Regions from separate parts of the Homo sapiens genome. Here all the other regions are linked to region 3. Evidence: read pairs that join two places in POLR2A ChIA-PET (ENCODE). Cell type or tissue: CD4-positive, alpha-beta T cell. All regions are shown on one strand. Links, peaks and the distances in the headings refer to the core of each region. The heading gives the core; the rest is flanking DNA.

The links. Peaks named below come from ENCODE experiments on the same cell type or tissue, not always from the same donor. Only the 100,000 strongest peaks of a DNase experiment are listed, where the experiment ranks them.
Region 1: POLR2A ChIA-PET joins it to region 3 with 5 read pairs; 3 of 35 experiments call an interaction of 5 or more read pairs at or near these places.
Region 2: POLR2A ChIA-PET joins it to region 3 with 5 read pairs; 2 of 35 experiments call an interaction of 5 or more read pairs at or near these places.

The regions. Positions count from the first base shown.
Region 1 is chr20:44,977,306-44,982,753 of GRCh38, forward strand. It overlaps STK4 (serine/threonine kinase 4), which reads left to right. Exons shown (of 11, transcript NM_006282.5): 3 at 1,138-1,266; 4 at 4,524-4,638. Among named protein-coding and RNA genes, the nearest start is that of STK4, 14 kb to the left of the region's middle. In CD4-positive, alpha-beta T cell, for the core only: no CTCF peak of the experiment used is centred there; DNase peaks (open chromatin) are centred at 1,286 and 2,166; H3K4me3 peaks cover 1,853 bases; H3K27ac peaks cover 4,000 bases.
Region 2 is chr20:45,868,176-45,873,623 of GRCh38, forward strand. The region is part of intron 1 of ZSWIM3 (zinc finger SWIM-type containing 3); the gene reads left to right. Among named protein-coding and RNA genes, the nearest start is that of ZSWIM1, 10 kb to the right of the region's middle. In CD4-positive, alpha-beta T cell, for the core only: no CTCF peak of the experiment used is centred there; no DNase peak of the experiment used is centred there.
Region 3 is chr20:44,642,917-44,647,510 of GRCh38, forward strand. All of the region lies in intron 1 of ADA (adenosine deaminase), which reads right to left. Among named protein-coding and RNA genes, the nearest start is that of ADA, 6.5 kb to the right of the region's middle. RefSeq lists enhancers at 1-50, 42-161, 51-641, 172-351, 642-1,231 and 4 more, cis regulatory regions at 2,140-2,698, 3,387-3,414, 3,798-4,393 and a silencer at 2,995-3,074. In CD4-positive, alpha-beta T cell, for the core only: a CTCF peak has its summit at 177; DNase peaks (open chromatin) are centred at 85, 815, 1,945, 3,465 and 1 weaker place; H3K4me3 peaks cover 1,446 bases; H3K27ac peaks cover 3,715 bases.

The DNA.
Region 1 (5,448 bases), core at 600-4,599, 330 kb after region 3:
CATTGAAACAGTTCATGAGCATCTATTTGGCAGTTAGAGTATTGTACTTTGACATAGTAGGTGGCACTGCTATTTTGATTTTTTTTTTCACCAAGACAGTGTGAAGATACAGATGTGTTGGGAAATATGAAAGACAGTTTACTCAGTATTATTTCACTGACAGCTGCCCAGGATTCCAATGAAAATGTTATCTGTATAAAGTGATGATGGTATCTCATTTGACCATCACAAATGAGATACCATCACATCTTGTAAGGTAGTTTGTATTATTGTCATTTTACAGATGAGAAAATTCAGGTACAACAAGGTTAATAAGGTGTAAATGATAGCTAAATGTAGTGTTGGTAGGACTCAAATCCAGCTTCTTTACTTTCAAAATCTAGTGGATCTGTAGCCTCCAAATTGACTAGATACACAAACTTTATTTTGATATTAAGCTGTTAAGGGAAGATGGAGTAGGAAGCAAAGAGTGTGTGTGCTGTGTTTACCTGATACTAATATTAAACAGGCTTAGATTTTAATTAGTTTCCATAATATTTTAAGTATTATTGTAAGTAAGAGGAGCAAGGACAGAAAGATCTTGTGGTACTAGAGTGAATACAATAAAACAAAGACTGCCACTTCCATATTGTACCCCAGTATAGATGGGGAGACAACGTAAGCTTTGTTTTCAGACACACCCGGGTTCAAATCCTGGACTGATAACACAACTGGTTTCAAATCCTGGACTGATAACTTATGTGACCTTGGGCAAATCATAAACCCCTTTGAACCTTTTTACATTTACCTGTAAAATAGGGATAGTCATCTCATCTTCATTTTTTGTAGGAATGAATTGAGATGGTGTACAGTCTCTAGCAGATAGCAGGCATGCAGTGCATGGCAGCTACTATATTACCATCTCATAAGAATACATTCATTACAGTTTTGAATGTGAAGCTTTCAAGATGCCATTTTGTTGTAGTTCTCTTGACAGTTTTTTCCCCAAAAGTATTTTAGCTATCTTAGTTTTGCAAGTGTATATGTATTAGGCACTTAGGGATATATGTTAGAACTATCAGTTGCTTGTGTTTTACCACTTCTTATATCTTGGCTTGCTTTGACTTTATAAATGTTCTTCTTCTCCCAAATGTATAGGTCCTATGGCAGCGTATACAAAGCTATTCATAAAGAGACCGGCCAGATTGTTGCTATTAAGCAAGTTCCTGTGGAATCAGACCTCCAGGAGATAATCAAAGAAATCTCTATAATGCAGCAATGTGACAGGTAAAGGCATGTGGGCTTCCTTTGGGGAGAATGTGGTTTTGAATTAGCTATGATTGTGTAGAGTTTGATACCTAGAGACACATTTACTTAGATATTTTGCAGAAGGGAGAATTCGATGGAATCACTGTGCATTTTCTTTTCAGAAAAAAATATGATGATAATGGTTGTTTTTGTAGCTAAACCTCCGTAATTTTTATGCATGGTGTTTTGTTTTTTTTTTTCAATTTTTCTTTTTTTTTTTTTCTGAGACAAAGTCTCGCTCTGTCGCCCAGGCTGGGGTGCAGTGGTGCAATCTCGGCTCATTGCAACCTCCACCTCCCAGGTTCAAGTGATTCTTGTGCCTCAGCCTCCCGAGTAGCTGGGACTACAGGCATGTGCCACTACGCCCAGCTAATATTTTTGTATTTTTAGTAGAGATGGAATTTCACCATATTCGTCAGGCTGATCTCAAATTCCTGACCATAAATGATCTGCCTGCCTCGGCCAAGTCCCAAAGTACTGGGATTACAGGAGTGAGCCACCATACCTGGCTTTTTTCTTTTCTTCAGTGAGCCCTTTTAGAAACTAGGAAGAAGAGGCAGAAGGTGGTGCTTGCTTTTTTTTGTGTGTGTGATAATGATCTTTTTTACTTCCTATTGAGAAAACATTTCTGCAGAGATAGCCAAGAACAGATAATTCAAATGTTTTTTAGTTCTAGAAACCTTAGAATATCAGGTAAATCTATAAAAAAAGAGTAGTTATGTATATACTACTGTTTGTTCCTTCACATTAAAAAAAATTATTCTAGCTGAGAGTACCTACGTATTTATTTTTGAGGAACTAAGATTTGTCAAATGTTGTAAGCAGGAAGTCAGACCAAAAGACAACCACAGAAAACCACGTGGTTTGCTCTGAAATTCCATGACAACATGGGTTGGTCACTGATAGAGCAGGCTTCCCCAGCACTATTTAGATTAGAGACAAACACAAAGTTAGGGGCAATGCCAGCTCTAGGGAGCTGAAGATGGGTGAGAAATTCTCTCAGTTGAAGCTGCATTCATTCTTCTGAAGGCTTTTTGGTCAGCAGATCAACTTAGTACCTGCTGTTTGCAAAACTTCTACATTAGGGTTTAGGTGGGGCTACCTACCAAAAAATTAGTCCAGAAGCCTTTCAGTCTCACAGACTTGGGAATGTAGTCCTTTCTTTTTTCTCTCCCTTCTTTTTTTTTCCCTTCTATTTTTGTGATTACTGTCTACTAGATAAAATCCCCATTTTTCTTGATTGGATTGACCAGATGAAGGTGGCAGTTTTCCATTTGCTCCTTTTTCAGATACATTTTGGAAGTTCTTTCCATTTGGCAAATTGGGACTTTGTCACTTTCGATAGACTGTGCGGGAGCTGTGTTCCAAACAGAGTATGGAAATGTCTTTAATTAAAGAAGAGATATTTTCAAGCGTCTACTCTGTGCTAAGCACTGTAAGGAATACAGTGAAATACAGAGCAGAGTCCTTGTGCTTTGGGAGTTTATAGACTAATTGGACAGGCTAAGTATATATATATGTAGAGGAGAATCTAGCCAACAGTGCAAGTCTATAGAGAACATATTCCAGTAGTAAATACTTGATAGTAATGGCCTACAGTATTTAACTCCTGTCAGTACTGTATTACAGGGAGAGTAAATGTGTTGATATTTACCTTAGACACTTTTTTCATTAATATTTAATGTGTGTGTGTGTTTTGCTGTCCTTGTCACTGGCATGTTTCCTAAGGTTTGAAGAGGAAATTGTAAGAGTTCTGAGTTAATGAAGCCAATTTGGTTTTAACATCAGTTGTTAGGAAACTTCATTTGGCCATGATAACAATCTAGCCAGTTAAAGCTGGCAGCTCTCAGAGGGCACATTATTTTATTTTAATAGGATATTTGATTTTTCTCTGAATTTCTTGTTTGGTATCTCTCTTCCAGCTTGAGACCTAAAATTCCAGGTTTGATCCTGAACATTTTTTCTTTATAATAGATTGTAGTATGTGTATGTTTTTATTACAAAGTACATATGACTTCTTAGAAAAATTCAAATGAAAAGAAAAGAAAATCACTTTTCCCTTTGGAGAAATCATCATTTTTTCTTTTTTTTGAGACGGAGTCTCCTCACTCTGTTGCCCAGGCTGGAGTGCAGTGGCGCGATCTCGACTCACTGCAAGCTCCGGCTCCTGGGTTCATGCCATTCTCCTGCCTCAGCCTCCTGAGTAGTTGGGACTACAGGGCCTGCCACCACGCCAGGCTAATTTTTTTGTATTTTTAGTAGAGACGGGGTTTCACCATGTTAGCCAGGATGGTCTCGATCTCCTGACCTCGGGATCCGCCCACCTCGGCCTCCCAAAGTGCTGGGATTACAGATGTGAGCCACTGCGCCTGGCTGAAATCATCATTCTTAAACACTGCTTGATACACATATTCTTCCAAATCACTTTGGAGTTTTACAGTAATTCCTGTTTTGTAGCCTGCTTTTTTGTTTGTTTGTTTGTGTAAACACAGTATCTTCTCATGTTATCACATAGTCTATAACATTTTTCATGGATTCATGATATTTTATTATACGGCTATAGCATTCTTTGTTTTTTTTGAGATGGAGTCTTGCTCTGTCGCCCAGGCTGGAGTGCAGTGGCGCGATTTCGGCTCGCTGCAACCTCTACCTCCTGGGTTCAAACAATTTTCCTGCCTCAGCCTCCCGAGTAGCAGGGACTACAGGTGCACACTGCCACGGCTGGCTAATTTTTTGTATTTTAGTAGAGACAGGGTTTCACCATCTTGTCCAGGCTGGTCACGAACTCCTGAGCTCAGGCAATCCGCCCGCATCGGCCTCCCAAAGTGTTGGGATTACAGGTGTGAGCCACTGCACCTGGCCCTGTATCATTATTTCTTAAATAAACTCCCTAATGTTGGATGGACATTTAGATGATATCTAAATTTCCACTTTTGTCAATAGTGCTATGATGGTAACTGTTACTTTTTGAACATTTATAATTCTTTTTTGAGGATAAATTGTAGACATAGAAATGCTGGTTAAAGAACTCACCAAGTTTTTTATACTTTTGTGATTTATTACCCTCCAGAAAAGCTATACCATTTTGCATTCTTATCAGGAGGTTGTCCATTTTATCCTTAACTATGAATAATTGATCTTTCCAGATGAGGAATTAATTTGTATATACTTGCTAGCATGAATTAAGAGATATTTGAAGGCCATTTTATTAATTTGTATTGTCTCTCTCTCTCTAGCCCTCATGTAGTCAAATATTATGGCAGTTATTTTAAGAACACAGACTTATGGATCGTTATGGAGTACTGTGGGGCTGGTTCTGTATCTGATATCATTCGATTACGAAATAAAACGGTAGGTTTACCTTCTAGAACATGCAACTGAGCTAGTTTCTTATGCCATCTTCTTTTCTCTGCCTCTTTTTCAGGGCATTCTCCTACTAGAGAGACGACTGTCAGATTTCCCCTTTTCCATGGTTATTTTCCATCTTTATTCTTTTATGTCTCCTAAGTGTGACAGCTTTTTTTTTTTTTTTTTTTCAAGAGACCAGAGTCCCCTGTCACCCAGGCTGGAGTGTAGTGGCACAGTCATAGCTCACTACAGTCATAGCTCTACCTCCTGGGCTTCAGTGATCCTCTCACTTCAGGCTCCTGAGTAGCTGGGACTACAGGCGTGTACCACCATGCCCAGCTAATGTTTTGTTTTGTTTTTTAATTTTTTTTTTTTGTGGAGATGGTGTCTCACTGTGTTGCCCAGGCTGGTTTCGAACTCCTGGCCTCAAGCAATTTTCCCACCTCGGCCTCCCAAAGTGCTGGGATTACAAGTATGACCCCCCCATGCCTGGCAATGTGGCAGTTTTGACACCAATTTAGTCCAGTGATTTTTAGCATGCTTTGGTTATTTCTTACTGGGAAGAAAATGACTGTTAGATCTTAGTTATAGAATGAATTTTAAATGTTTAAATTTGGATTTGGATTTGGGTTTCTGCTTCTACCTAGCGTGTTCACAAATTAAATTCCTGTATTTCCTGTTAATCAGAGAATAATCCCCTTATGAAAGATTATTTGCTGATACTGTGGTTGCAGTATAAGACCTAGGAGTCATGGGTTTTAGTTCTGGTTCAGTTACTTAATGTCTTTATGTATTCGTTCAGTAAATATTTCT
Region 2 (5,448 bases), core at 768-4,767, 1.2 Mb after region 3:
AAAACTTGTAGGACTAGGCGAAATCCCTGCAAGTGATGATAGAAAACCTTCAGCCTTATACCAGTTAACAAAGGAAGAAGGGAAATCAACAAAGATGATGAGATGGTAAAAACTTGAAAAGTAGAGGATTTGCCTAGGAAAAATTAAGCCCTTCGGAAACTTAGTAAAGCTAAGGAATATTTTGGCAAAACCATCTTTTGTATGTTGCAAAAGTGAGACAGGAAATGAAGTATAGTGTTTGGGAATTTTTTTTTTTTGAGATAGAGTCTTGCTCTCCTGTCCAGGCCGGAGTGCAGTGGTGCGACCTTGGCTCACTGCAGCCTCAGCCTCCTGAGTAGCTGGGATTACAGGCATGCGCCACCACACCCGGCTAATTTTTGTATTTTTAGTAGAGACAGGGTTTCACCATGTTGGCCAGGCTGGTCTTGAACTCCTGACCTCAGGTGATCCACTCGCCTCGGTCTCCCAAAGTGTTGGGATTACAGGCATGAACCACTGCACCTGGCCTAGTGTTTGGGAAAACTATACTAGGAAAAGAATAGTTGCTTTAAGTCATTCTTTGATTATTCTGAGAATTGGCATATAGCTGCCATTATAACCTACTTTTGCTAAATATAATAATAATAATCATTATTTTTATTTTTTGAGACAGGGTCTTGTTTTGTCACCCCGGCTGGAGTGAAGTGGCGCAATCTCGGCTCACTGCAACCTCCACCTCCGGGTGCAAGCAATTCTCCTGCCTCAGCCTCTTGAGTAGCTAGGATTACAGGCACAAGCCATCATGCCCAGCTAATTTTTGTATTTTTAGTAGAGACAGGGTTTCACCATGTTGGTCAGGCTGGTCTTGAACTCCTGACCTCAGGTGATCCACCCGCCTCGGCCTCCCAAAGTGCTGGGATTACAGGCGTCAGCCACTGTGCCCGGCCCTGCTAAATATAATATTAACTTTATAATTTTAGTCTCATTTTCCACCCAGATCTTGTTTATCACTATCTGGGTGGTAGTGATAAAGTTCCACCCAGATCTTGTTTATCACTATTCCCTATGAAATGTTTCTGGGTGGCCGGGCGCAGTGGCTCATGCCTATAATCCTAGCAATTTGGGAGGCCAAGACAGGTGGATTGCTTGAGGCCCGGAGTTCAAAACCAGCCTGGCCACATGGTGAAACCCTGTCACTACTAAAAATACAAAAAATTAGCCAGGCATGATGGTGGGCGCCTGTAATCCCAGCTACTCGGGAGGCTGAGGCAGGAGAATCACTTGAATCTGGGAGGCAGGGGTTGCAGTGAGGCGAGATCATGCCACGGCACTCCAGACTGGGCAATAAGAGCAAAACTCCGTCTCAAAAGAAAAAAAAAAGAAATGTGTCTGGGTATGTTTTTGGCTGCAATTAGCTGAAAACCCTGACTCAAAATGGCTTATTGCAGATACTTAGAAGCCCAGAGGTGGGCCTCCAAAGGTCATTGTCTCAGTGGCCTGGACTCTGCATTTTTCCACTCTGCCATGTTCAGGTCTCAGCTTTGTCCTTAGGAAGGCTCCCCATGTGGCACAAATGCAGGAGTCACATCCAGAAGAAGAAGCCTTTCTTGCCGGGCGTGGTGGCTCACACCTGTAATCCCAGTGCTTTGGGAGGCTGAGGTGGGTGGATCACGAGGTCAGGAGTTCAAGACCAGCCTGGCCAACATGATGAAACCCCCATCTCTACTAAAACTACAAAAATTAACCAGGCGTGGTGGCGGGCACCTGTAATCCCAGCTACTCGGGAGGCTAAGCCAGGAGAATCGCTGGAACCCAGGAGGCGGAGGTTACAGTGAGTCGAGATCTTGCCACTGCACTCCAGACTGGGCAACAGGGCAAAACTCCGTCTCAAGAAAAAAAAAAAAAAAAAGAAAAGGCCAAGCGTGGTGGCTGTAATCCTAGCACTTTGGGAGGCTAAGGCAGGCAGATCACGAGGTCAGGAGTTTGAGACCAGCCTGACCAACATGGTAAAACCCTGTCTCTACTAAAAATACAAAAATTAGCCGGGCACGGTAGCATGCCTGTAGTCCCAGCTACTCGGGAGGCTGAGGCAGGAGAATCGCTTGAACCCGGGAGGCGGAGGTTGCAGTGAGCCAAGACCGTGCCAGTGCATTCCAACCTGGGTGACAGAGGGAGACTCCGTCTCAAAAAAAAAAAAGCCTTCCTTGGTTTCCTGCCAATTTCCTGTCATGTTTCTTTGTCCCGAATTGGGCCAATATCCATGCCCATTCCTAATACAATTACCTTAATTGACTTAGATTAGCCCTGAAGCATGTAGTGATGTGGGGGAGGAATGACAACTGAAGAAAATAGAAAAGAAGGGACAAAGGTTGTTGAGTTGGCAACCAACAATTCCTGTTATAGCTTTTTAAATTAATTCACTTTAAGTGGTACTGATTATTCATATTGTTATTTCCATGTATAGAGAGAGAAGAAATTGGAGGCTTAGAGGAAGTGAAGTGACTTGTCCAAGGTCACATAGCTAAGTGGAATTTATTTTTTTTTTTTTTACTTTTCTGAGACAAAGTCTCACTCTGTCGCCCAGGCTGGAGTGCAGTGGCGTGATCTTGACTCACTGCAACCTCTGCCTCCTGGGTTCAAGTGATTCTTCTGCCTCAGCCACCCGAGTAGCTGAGATTACAGGTGTGCACCAGCATGCCCGGCTAATTTTTTGTATTTTTAGTAGAGATGGAGTTTCTCCATGTTGGCCAGGCTGGTCATGAACTCTTGGCCTCAAGTGATCCACCTACCTTGGCCTCCCAAAATGCTAGGATTACAGGTGTGAGCCACGGCGCCCAGCTACTGGAAGTCATGATGCAAGCTGTTGTTTGAATCATGAATTCCAAACTTAATGAGTGCTAGGTTGAAGTTATTTTTTTTCTGTTTCCCTTAATCTTCTATTGAGATATAACATGTATTGAAGCACAGACATCTTTTGCAAGAATTCATTGAGCACTATAGTTATATTCATCTGTACTTACTGTCTCCCTGGTAAAGGCATAAACTCCCTTCAAGATGGGGACATGGTTTTATACTTTCCTGAATCTCCTTTAGTGCTTATATCTAACAGCACTTAACCAGGATCTGGAGGGGGTCAACCAGTCTTGCTTCCTTCCAATCTACTCTGTAGATGTTTGTGTTTTTCTACTGTAACTATAGAGGTAAAGGAGCCAATGGTGTTTCCAGTGTCTGGCACATAATAGGTGCTCTATGAATGTCAAATGAATGACTGAGGCATAAAAAGTTCTTCCTATGACATAAGTAGTATAATAGGAAGATCACTGGGATAGAATTTTCTTAGAAGACGTGGCTCCTAGTCCTAGCACTATTACTCTTACTGACTATAACTTTGGACAAGTCATTTGTTTAATTTCAAACATTTACTGAATTCTGTGTACCAAATACTGTACAAGTTGTTCAAAAGGCTACAGAGTCTCTACTCTCAAAGTCTAGTCAGGGGAGAGATTACACAGGAGTGAAACCCCATCTCTACTAAAAAAAAAAAAAAGAAAGAAAAAAATAGCCAGGCATGGTGGCAGGCACCTGTAATCCCAGCTCTTGGGAGGCTGAGGCAGAAGAATTGCTTGAACCCAGGAGGCAGAGGTTGCAGTGAGTCAAGATCACACTACTGCACTCCAGCCTGGGCAACAGAACGAATATCTGTCTCAAAGAAAAAAAAAAAAAGAAAAAAAAAGTATGTTTAGAGATCCTTAAGGAAGTTTTGAACCTATCCAATATGTTGGGAGTCAAGATGAGGAGGGTAAAAGTAGGAATTCAGAGAAAGGATAAATATTTTGAAGGAAGGCAGCATAATGGTTAACTAGTCAGACTGCAGACAAACAAGCAGTACAAATCCCATGTTCCCAGGTCTTAGCTGGAGGATTAAATCCCAGATTCTCATCCTTGAGAACCTCTTTAAGCTTGTTTTCCCATCTGTAAAATGTAGATGATAATAGAATCCTTTTCCTACTGTAAAATGATGCACATTGGGGGCTTCATGTAGCCAGATATATAATAAATCCTCAATACATGTAGCAGTGGTAGGGGAGAACTAAAAGACTTGTTAACATATTGGATGTAGGTGAGAAAGAAGAATCAAAAAGAATATCCAGGTTCCCGCCCTGGGAGGGGCAGACATAAATGGAGCCAGGAATGGTACAAGGAGCTTTGTGGTGGGCACTCACTAGTACCTTTCTTTGGAATAGCTCAACAAATGTTCACTAAGTACACATAAAGTCAATATAACTTGATGAGCTAGAGTTAGGCTAAGATGTTGAGTTAGCAGAAGAGTAGTACCCAACTAAGGGCTTGAGGAAGGCTTCCTAGAAAAGATAATGGGTGCACGTAGTCCTGAAGGATGAGCAAGGCTTGCGAGGAGGGAAGGTAGGAAGGGCATTCCAGACAAAGGGACAAACATGCACAAAGGTGAGACAGAGCATGGTGAACACACAAAGTTGTAGGCATTTTGTCTTTCTAGGACACAAAAAACAAGGTGATGAAAACAAGGCTGGAGAGACAAGCGGAGACCACAAGTGGTCACCCCTCACTGGCCTCGCTGTACTACTGGACTGCTCCAGCCCTTCCTGGCCCAGAGCTAGAGATGGCACCACCCCCGCACTGTGCACACAATAGGTACAGACACTCTCAGCCCCAAACCCCTCCAGCCTGTTACTGTGAGACTCACACATCCTGTTTTCCCAAGCTTGCCCCACAGGGTGAGCAAACTGGACCAGCTGGATTAGAGTATTTGGAAAAGTGCAGGTGGAGTTTCTAGGCTATGCCACGTCAGGCCAGGGGGTGAGATTTTTTTCCCTTCCCCTGGTCTTTGGGCTGGGGCACTCCCTGAGGAGGGAGGGGTGTGACCCATCCCACCCATTGGTGGTCCATGATCCATTCATCCAGTACATCATCCATAAGCATCTGCTGAGCCGGGCGCAGTTGCTCACGCCTGTAATCCCAGCACTTTGGGAGGCCGAGGTGGGCGGATCATCTGAGGTCAGGAGTTCAAGACCAGCCTGGCCAACATGGTGAAACCCCGTCTCTACTAAAAATACAAAATTTGCCGGGCATGGTGGCGCATGCCTGTAATCCCAGCTACTCGGGAGGCTGACACAGGAGAATCGCTTGAACTCAGGAGGCAGAGGTTGCAGTGAGTCGAGATCGAGCCATCGCACTCCAGCCTGGGCAACAAGAGTGAAACGCCATCTCAAAAAAAAAAGCATCTGCTGAAGGCACAGTATTGTGTTAGAGGCTTGGACTACCCTGAGGAATAATAGTCCTGACACTTGAGGACATCCCCATCCAATTGGAAAGGCACTGGATAAACATCTAAGAAAATGTCACAAGGCATAAAAGCTGTAATAATAATAGCTAACTTGTATTTAGGGTAAACAAAAGGCTGAATCAGGCTTTGGACTAAATATTTTGCCT
Region 3 (4,594 bases), core at 1-4,000:
AGCAGAGCCAGCTGCCCACCATGACCAGTAGCACTCATCCCTTCTCACGGCTGCCTGAGAAGAGGCCCAGACGCGTTTCAGGTGTGGAGCAGAGGCAGGAAGCCACCTCCACAGGTGGCTCAAGCTCAGGCAGGCCTCCTACTGAATTTTCTAGAAAACTGCAACACACCATGGGAAGTCTGTCAGCCTATTCCAGATGACAATGACAATGGGGTGGCGACCCCGCTCTCCTGTCTCCTTTCAGGGAAAAGGGTCAGCAGTGGCCTCAAACTTTTGAGTATCTACTATGTGCTAGACCATCTATATGCATTATCTTATTTCATCCTTACAACCAGCAAGGTAGAGACTTCACTCCCATTTTACTGATGAAGAAACTGAGGTTCAAAGAAGTACCCCAAAACAGTCAGTGATGGAGTCAGAATTTGAACCCTAGTCTGATTCTTGAGCTCCTAACCACTCTACTGTACTGCCTCTGTGGGCCTAGCCTCAGACATCAATAATACAGAAATAATAATAATGATAAAGCAGCTACCTACTGTTTTCAGACCCTTTATCTCATTTAATCCCTAGGCAATGTACATATCGGCCCATGTTACAGATGGGGAAATGGACTTGCCAGGCTAAGCCCGGAGAAGTTCAGTGGCCTGTCCAGAGTTACACAAAATTGATGGTGGTAGAGCTAGGGTGGAACTCAAGTCCCTCTGCCTCAGCCCAAGCCCTGCCCACAGGCCACACCCCCTCCCTGGCACTCATGTCGAGACAGTGCCTGGCCTCCTGACCTCTCCAGAGGGGAATCTCACGCCCCTTCCCACTGCCTTTGCTCTCTGCAAGGCTGACTCACAGCCAGCCCAGCATTTGTCTGAACAGCAGGAAATCCTCCCAGCGCTGATGTGAACAGGAAGCATCCTCAGTTACCAACAAATATTTACTAAGCCCCACTATGTGCCAGGCACCGTGGAGGCCCTCGGGAAATGCACTAAGTCCCTGCTCTCAAGAGATGCGTGCCAGAGAGGTCCAGGGCGGTGGGTTCACTTACCCAAGGTCACTCAGTGTGTCGGTGGCAGAGCTACCATGAGGACCCAGGTCTTGGACTCCTGGGACAGATACTCCCAGATCTGACTCATGTTTCCACGTTCCCAACTGCTGGAGGGCGAGCAGGGCCGTCTACCTCCAAGGCAAACCTAGTCAGATTAGTTCTCCCTGGTGAGCCTTGGGGACAACTAATCTGACTGGGTTTACCTTGGAGGTAGACGCCCTGCTCGCCTCCGGCAGTTGGGTTTGCCTCCCAAACACATCGCTCTGTTTTGTTTTCGTCTGACTTTTTGGGTTCATGTATGTAACATGTCTGTCTCCCTCATGAGCCGTTTGCTGAGAGGGGGGACCTTGTCTGTGTCATCATGTCGTGTCCTCAGCACCTCGCACAGCACCTAGTGCTCTCTGTGTTCAATGACCACACCGTTATTTCCTCGTTTCCCTGTCCCATGTCAGCAATGCTGGGTGCTCTCCCTGCAACAAGGAAGGGGCTGACCTGCCCCCATGGGACCTGGCAGAACCCACACGGGGGCAGAGGAGCCAGGGCTGCCTGGTCAGCTCACAGAACCTGAGCACCGTGGCCAGAACCCAGATGAGCCACAGGTGCCCACTGCCAATCGAATGTCCCCTCCCTCCCTAGCCCTGCTTTTGGTGATGAGCTGGGCAGTGCCAGGGTCAGTGACTTATGCCACTATGGCCTCTCAACTGACTTTTAGTGTGAGGCCAGGAGACAGAGCAGCCCTGGGCTGAGAAACTGTTTCAGCTCCACTTCCTCCAGGAAGCCCTCTATGCTCAGCCTCATCTAGGCTCCGCCAGCTCCGAGGTACACAGTGGAAGGGACTGAGCAGTCCCCACAGTGTCTCCTGCTGACGGGGCCTGACAGCTCTGCTGCTGAGAGGTTTCACAGAAGGCAAGATGTGTCTTCCACCTGGGGAAATTCCTGTGGAGCCACAGCATAGGGACTCAGCACACTTAAACTCGTTTTAAAGGCAACAAGACTGAGGCTCAGAGAGTGGGAGGACCTTGAGTTAGAAAGTCTAATGCATACCACAGCCAGGAAGCTATTTGACTCTAAACCCGGAGGTCTAGCAGCACGCTCCCTGCATGCCACATAGCAAGGTGCTGGGTCACTGATGCTAACATCTAAACAGGGGCCAGGTGCGGTGGCTCACTCTTGAAATCCCAGCACTTTGGGAGGCTGAGGTGGGTGGATCACTTGAGGCCAGGAGTTTGAGACCTCCTCTTCACAGAGGTGGAAGGGAGGACCAGCGGGGGCAAGTGTATCCCAAGTCCCAGCTACTTGGGAGGCTGAGGCAGGAGGATCGCATGAACCCAGGAGGCAGAGGTTGCAGTGAGCCAAAATCGTGCCACTGCACTCCAGCTTGGGTGACAGAGGAAGACTCCAGCTCAAAAAAAAAAAAAAAAAAAAAGTCACTGAAGTCACCTGGTACCCAGGACTACTTCAAGGACAGCCATTGTTATGGCCAACATGGTGAAACCCTGTCTCTACTAAAAACACAAAAATTAGCCAGGCATGGTGGCGCACACCTGTAATCCCAACTACTTGGGAGACTGAGGCAGAAGAATCACTTGAACCCGGGAGGCAGAGGTTGTAGTGAGCCGAGATTGCACCACTGCACTCCAGCCTGGGCGACAGAGTGAGACTCTGTCTCAAAAGTCAAAGTAGGACCATTACCAACCATGATGATGATGCTGACCAATGGCAGCTATTGCTGCAGCACCTGCTCTGAGCCAGGCCTGCACTTGGTGTTTGAGAGGTGGGTATGGGTATAATTCTCATTTTAGAGAGGGGAAACTGAGGCACCGTGAAGTTAAATGACTCATTCAAGCTCCTCTAGCTGGAAAGTGGGAAATCAGGACTCAGACCCAGAGAGCCTGACCCCAGCTGGTGTCCAAGTTCAAATTCCTTGCTGTTCTAGCTCCCTGGTCACTAGGAGTGCAGAGGTTATCCCCCACAACTGCTCAGGGGCCTGAGAACATTAAGGGCTGAGGGCAAGCCTACCCCCAACACCTTGGGTAAATACAGATTCCAACCTCACTCTGCGCCCACAGCCTGCTCCTCTCCACCTCCCCAGCCAGACCATGGTCCTACTACCTTGCCCCGCCCCAGGGGGTACCACAGGGACCCCTTCAAGACACCTGAGCAGGTGGACAAGTCTCTCCTGGATCACAGGGCCCCCAGCCACCCAGGTCAAGCCCACCCTGAGGTTGAATGCAGGATTGGGAAGCTGCCTGGCCTCCCCTGCCTCCCTGTGTGAACACAGACCACTTCCTCTCTCTGATCCTCCCTTCCTCCTCCGAAGCAAAAGGCTTCGATGAAACTCAGTCTCCTTTGTTCCCCTCCACCACCAACTGCCATGTGAGTCAAAATGGGTAAGGCAGGCTCTTCCTAGGCACATTTTTGTTTTAACAGGTGGCTCTGGTAACTGAAAGCCACTGCAAGCCCAAAGAAGTGCAGCTGGTGGGTTTTGTGTCAGGAAGACAAAAAGGAGGAGGGAGGAGGGAGATTCTGCAGCTGGAGAGGCCTCCCAGAGTCTACTGCAACCCCCACTCCAGTCCCCAGGAAGGAAACGCACCCCTGAGGGCCTGCTGTTACCAGCCAGGCACTGTACAAAAACCAATCAGCATGTCAGTTTCCCCAAGAACCCCAAGATCTTGGTTTTGTCACCCCATTTTACAGAGGGGGAAGCTGAGTTTCAGGAGTTGTCTACCTGAGGTACCCTAGCTGCTAAGCGGCAGGCAGGAATTCAACCCCAGTACATCTGAAGCCCAGGGCTAATGCACTGGCCCACCCTGCCACCCTGATTCTAACTCTTCCCCCCACACTGCCCCCTCTTTTTTGCATAAAGTGGAATTGGCAAATGAGCAAAGCAATGAACAGCTTCTACTTGAGTGCAGGCAGATCTGGGTTCAAGTCTAGCTCTGCTGCTTGCCAGCTGTGTGACTTTGGCAAGTTCCCTCCCCTCTCTGAGTCTCAGTTTCCTCATAATAAGTGAAGTTAATAATAGGACAGGACCTTCCTCAGAGGGCTGACATAAACATTAAATGAGTCACTGTATGCAAAGCAGGACAGCGCCTCGTGCAGAGTAGACATTCAAATATGAGACAGAAAAGGCACATTGCTGATTTAGCCCCAATTCCCCTCTGCATCAGAGAGGGACAGTTTAGAAACTGCTGTCCCTTGGCCGGGTGCGGTGGCTCATGCCTGTAATCCCGGCACTTTGGGAGGCTGAGGTGGGCGGATCACCTGAAGTCGGGAGTTCGAGACCAGCCTGGCCAACAAGGAGAAACCCCGTCTCTACTAAAAATACAAAAAATTAGCCGGGCATGGTGGTGCATGCCTGTAATTCCAGCTACTTGGGAGGCTGAGGCAGAAGAATCACTTGAACCTGGGAGGCGAAGGTTGCAGTGAGCCGAGGTCGTGCCATTGCACTCCAGCCTGGGCAACAAGAGCGAAACTCTGTCTAAAAAAAGAAAAAAAGAAAGAAACTGCTGTCCCAGCCTGTACCTGTTCACTTGCCAGTCTACAGCTTCAAGGCTC